2 separate regions of the Homo sapiens genome follow, and region 2 is linked to region 1. The links are chromatin contacts, found by Hi-C or POLR2A ChIA-PET in ENCODE. All regions are on one chromosome and are shown on one strand. The core of a region is the stretch at or near the end of the contact, and the rest is flanking DNA. Distances in the headings are between cores, read along the strand shown.

Region 1 (2,700 bases), core at 170-2,669:
TTTTGTAGGGACTGAAGCTCACATAATTTTGGGGGATCTACTTTAAGAAAAATCAGCTGGGTGTGGTGGCTCATGCCTGTAATTCTAGCACTTTGGGAGGCTGAGGCGGGGTGGATTGTTTGAGCTCAGGAGTTCAAGACCAGCCTGGGCAACATGGTCAAACCCTGTCTCTACAAAAAATACAAAAATTAGCCAGAAGTGGTGGCCTGTGCGTGTAATCCCAGCTACTCGGAGGGTTGAGGTGGGAGGATTGCTTGAGCCCAGGAGGTCGTGGCTGCAGTGAACCGAGATCGCGCCAATGCATTGCAGCCTGGGTGACAAAGTGAGACTATATCTTTAAAAAAAAGAAAAAGAAAAGTAAAATCGACAAATAAACCCCCAAAGCTATGTAAACTCATTGAGGGACCTGCGCAAGTGAGGTCCTGAAGCTTACGCTTCATTGGCTTCATTGTTAATCTCCCTCTGCCTGTGACTTCAGTGATTTTGACCTAGAACAATGACCCAGTGCCCAATAAGCTCTCAGCCTCATGGGTGATGGAGACTTAGCTGATTATAATAAACACAATGCGGCCGGGCGCGGTGGCTCACGCCTGTAATCCCAGCACTTGGCGAGGCCAAGGCGGGCGGATCACAAGGTCAGGAGATCGAGACCATCCTGGCTAACACGGTGAAACCCCGTCTCTACTAAAAACAGAAAAAAATTAGCTGGGCGTGATGGCGAGCGCCTGTAGTCCCAGCTACTCGGGAGGCTGAGGCAGGAGAATGGCGTGAACCCGGGAGACGGAGCTTGCAGTGAGCCGAGACTGTGCCACTGTACTCCAGCCTGGGCGACAGAGTGAGACTCCGTCTCAAAAAAATAAATAAATAAAAATAAATAATAAACACAATGCAAACTGTGGCATACGTTGATTACAGATGAAACACTATAGATGATTAGGTAGACATTGAGATATGCTTTGAAATAGGCTTCGAAAAACAGGTAGGATTTAGACACATATCAATGAGTGGGCAGAATAATACTAACACTATCTGCTATTTATTGAGCACCAACTAAGTTTAAAGTACTGCCTATAGATTATTTCATTTAATCCTAACAGAAACAGGAAACTTATTTTACACCCAACTCTCTGCCAATACACTTAATAAATCAAGCTACTACGAACAAGGCTGTAAACCACATTTCCTAGAAGACCAGGGAGCAGAAGGACGGGGATCTCCCTTTGCCGCTAAGAGACTCCAACTCCCAGGATGCCTTGGGAGCGCTGGACCACAGCTCCCGGCATTCCCGGGGAGGCGCGGGGCTAGCGTAGCCTCCGCCCCGCGCCTCGCGTTACCACTCGTCCCGCCCCTCCTCGTCGCCTCCGAGCCAATGGGAAGGCTCCATACTGCAGGGTGCGAAGGGGCCGGCGCCGCTGCCGAGTTACGAGTCGGCGAAAGCGGCGGGAAGTTCGTACTGGGCAGAACGCGACGGGTCTGCGGCTTAGGGTAGGGAGGCCGCAGGCGACACGGCTCGAGGACTCGCGCGCCGAGCCGGGGGCGCGGAGGCGGGCGGCCGGGGCTGGGGCCGGCACTGGGCCTTCCGGGCGGCCTGTGGGTCCACCGGGGTGCGGGAGTCGCCGTCAGCCTCGGTCGCCCCGCGGGACCGCGCTCCGCCGCGTGGCTTCCGCCTGCGCGGGCGTCCGCTCCTTCCTTGTCTCGTTCAGGCCCCGCAGGCGCCCCCGGGGATGCCTGGACTGGCCAGGCCGGCCCCCATCTGAGCTCCACGTTCTGGACGCGCGTGGTGTCGCGGCCGAGCTCGCAAACGCCGCCTCGGGCCTCACCGGGAAGCCGGTTCTGTCAGGCGGGGCTCCGGGTGAACAGCGCAGGCGAGGCCCCTGCCCCGCAGAGCTCACTCTGTAGAAGGGAAACAACACACGCAGCTGCGATGTTTTGCGGATACGGAAATGCTTTCTTAGAAACGGGACAGGCAGTTGCGGGCTAGAGGAATGGGGGCGAGGCTCTTTAGGTTAGGTGATCCGGGAGGGCATCTCAGAGGATGTGACCTTTGACTTGAGACCTGAGAGGGGAGGCCGACCCCTGAGGATAGCAGCCAGGCCTGGGGACCGCGAGGCCGCCCGTTATTTCCCTGTCACATCGCGGGGAGGCCCCGTGATCCTGTACTTGAGGGTCTGTCTGGTGCAAGGCAGTTAGAGCCGCTTGTGTGTTTTGCAAGGGACTTTCATAACCGTTTGACAGTTCCTCCTCATTCTGTCCTTACCTGGCAGGGTGGCATCCTTTACTGTTGCAGCTCCATTCAGGGGCAACGCATAGTTTTTCCTACCACCGAAATAGTATTGTGGTTCTCGTCTCAAAACTCTTAGGTGGTAGAATTAAATTCGACAGACAGCAGCAGAGTCAGACACTATAGGTTCCTGTTGAGGCCACCCATTTTTCTGATGTCCTTTCTTTCAAGTCACTCATTTTTGTTTTCCTTTGTATAGACTCTTCCCTTCCCTTTCCTGTGTCCCTTTCTTGGAACAACTTGGAAATACAATTTGCTATTGGGAGGATGTTGGTTTTAGGGAACTGTTGAAGAACTTCATTAATTATTGTGTGTGTGTTTTTCTTTTCTTCTTCTTTTTTTTTAAACTGGAATTGCCCATCTGTTGAGACTGAAATTCAAGAGTAAAAAAAAGTAGGGCAGCATTTATTTTCAAGAGT
Region 2 (2,700 bases), core at 160-2,659, 1.1 Mb before region 1:
AGGATCGCTTGAGGCCAGGAGTTTAAGACCAGCCTGGGTCACAGAGCGAGACCCTGTATCTACAGGAAAAAAAAAAAACAACAAAGAAAGAAAGAGAGAAAAAGAATACTGGCCTTTTCAATGATGTGAGGCAAAATCTGTCCCACAGTTTGCTAGTGGGTTATTTTTTGTGGAGCATGTATCATGATTTTATGAAAAACTGTCTGGTTCGTGGTTTTGGTGTCACGTTGAAGAAGAGATTTCTCAGAGATTTAAAAAAAGAAATCCACTGAATCTTCAAATTATTTCTTCAAATTTTGATTTTAAAAAAGTAAGTATTTAACTTGATTTTTAAAGTAAAAACATATTTAAAAAATTGAAATGCCAATAAAAATGCAGATTTTGTGGTGGTTAAGAGCCTAGAATTCCAACCCCATTACCTACTAGCAATCTTACCTCGGACAAATGTACATTTTTGTGCCTCAGTTTCCCATCTGTAGAGACACAGTCAACACTCAATAATTTTTGATTGCTACTGGACATACGTGTTCTAATATATTTTTTAATTTTTATGCTTTCTTCAGTGTATGTTTGGAGAGAGTTTGAACATTTTTTGACTCTTTTTCATTGAGTAAATCCAAATACTTGTAAAAGACTTATCTATTTCTTTAACAAAAACTTAACATGGATTAAGGACCCATCTTAAGGCATCACACATTAAAAAAGTCAATATTGATTCAATACCGGCGCTTATACTACGACATCACTTGTTAAATTTGTTTTCTAAATAAAGCCCAGAGGTAGTGGAAAATACTTCACACTCTAGGCCAGTGTTTGCTATGCCTGGTTGACCCTAAACTGTTGAGGGTTCTTTTTAAAAATACAGATTTCTGGGACCCACCTGAGATGATTCCGATAATCGGCCATATGGATGAGTCACTTAGAGATACCCATTTTTAAGGATTAGGACCCCGAAGCCCAGAAAATGCCTGCTGTAGTCAACATTATAGTCACACTCCACAGGCACTGGGTCCACCCCTTTGACCGACATTCCTTTGCGGTTTTCCCACCCTTCTTCCCTGCCTGGAGAACTCCTATTCATCCTCCAGAGCCCGGCTCAAAGTGGCTTCATCTGTGGGGATCCTCCCTGCCCCATAGTGAGTGCTCCTTGAGTCCTCGCCCTTCCTAGGGCATCCCAAGCTCCCAGGGGCTGCCCCTGCTGCCTCGCCATCCGCTCCAAAGCTGGCTGTACCTCGATGGTTAAGGGCAGCCAGGCGTGCTGCTTCTCGTCCAAATACACGAACTTCTCCCAGGCCCACAGGCGGTCCGGGTGGTCGGTGACTGCCTCCCCGAGTGTCGGGCACTCGGCCATGGCGTCCTCGGGCCGCCTAAGAAGCAAGAGCCAGAGCCTCTCAAGGCCGCTCGCTGGTCCCTGGGATGTGGGGCCGACCCTTTATATCCGGGCAGCATGCGGCCGCCACCAAGCGGCGGGGCGGGAGGACGGCCTTGGGGCGGGACCCCGGGTCGGGAGAACGACCTTGGGGCGGGGCGTAAGGCAGGATGGGGCGGGGTTTGTGGGGGTCTTGGTGGCAAGTGAGGGTCCCGCGCAGGCGCTACGTCCCGGCCTGACTTGCTCCCTGGAACGGTGGCAGCTCCTGGGAACGCAGACCCGGCCCCAGCTGGCCCGCGCCTTCCTCGAGGCCCCGGCCAGCAGCGACACCGACCGCCGCCCTCTGCTGCTGCTGGAGAGGCACCGGGGTGACCTTGGCCCTTTCTTCTTCTGGAAGACCCCCCCGCTTCCCTCGGCTGCCGGACCGGGACTCTGGGCCTCTGCTGGGAACTCACAGTCGACACCAGGATGCCCAGAGCCAGGACCCACTCCTCATCTTATGGGATCAGAAGAGACCCGCGCGGGCCTGAGTTAGGCCTGGGCTTTCCCGGGTTCCCTGGATCTCCACCAGCCTGTGCCTTTGAGTGTCAGAGTACGTTTTTTGGCAAAGGACAACTCCTGACGCTCCCTCTCCCTCTTCCATACACAAAGCATGCGTTTTCCACAGGTCTGATGTGCTGTGGACATCTAATAGCTATTACAAAATGGAGAATCATGGGTTTTTGCCCTTGGGCTTTGAGTTTACTAGTGAAAGCATAGTTCGAAATGAATACTTAAAAAGAAATCCCTCCTTCCACCCTAAGATCAATGGATTTGAAAAGTGCCTGGTTTATATGATCAAAACCACCCCTCTGTAAATTACAAGCAATAAGGAAAACAATTTCACTTTATTTTGCAGTAACGCATTCCCACTAAGGCAATTAAGAAAGTCATGCACAATGAAAAACATGTGAAACCAGCTCCAGCCTGGTTCAAACATCACCATGGGATGGAGTTTGGTGTCTCATCTTCCAGCTCTTTCCCAGTTCTCTGACCAGGCACTAAGAACATAATTTGTGATCCTTTGAAATATCACCAAAGTGGAAATTAAGAGATCTGATGAGGACATCTGATTCACCTGGCAGCTGGGTATCTGCCTCTTTGCCTATCCAGAGAGCCTAATTCCCAAGAAGGGGCTGAGAGGGCCTAAGGTAGTCGAGACATAATGGGATTTACCAGGAACACAACATAGAAGAGAAAAGCCAAGGGAAGTTGGGGGTGGAGTGAGGGCCCTTGAGCTCAGCAAACCTCTTTTCCACTGTAGCCCTTAGTGGTGTTAATATTTAATATGC

Evidence for each region. A loop is a pair of places that touch in the nucleus more often than their neighbours do. ChIA-PET counts read pairs that join two places held with the same protein, here RNA polymerase II (POLR2A). Pooled maps may share reads with other maps.
Region 2: a loop to region 1 is called in a pooled map, with 2.2 times the contacts of the local background. The contact joins the promoter of TCL1A here to the promoter of VRK1 in region 1. A Hi-C loop is called at or near these places in 1 of 37 single-sample maps with no recorded cell type and 2 of 50 pooled maps. POLR2A ChIA-PET finds 5 or more read pairs at or near these places in 1 of 52 experiments (WTC11).

What each region holds. Positions count from the first base shown.
Region 1 is chr14:96,795,963-96,798,662 of GRCh38, forward strand. It overlaps VRK1 (VRK serine/threonine kinase 1), which reads left to right and starts at 1,420. Exons shown (of 13, transcript NM_003384.3): 1 at 1,420-1,485. RefSeq lists silencers at 1,302-1,501, 1,512-1,801 and an enhancer at 1,746-2,277.
Region 2 is chr14:95,712,716-95,715,415 of GRCh38, forward strand. TCL1A (TCL1 family AKT coactivator A) reads right to left here and starts at 1,410. Exons shown (of 4, transcript NM_021966.3): 1 at 1,232-1,410. The coding sequence starts at 1,351. RefSeq lists enhancers at 1-30, 1,145-1,194 and a silencer at 1,425-1,664.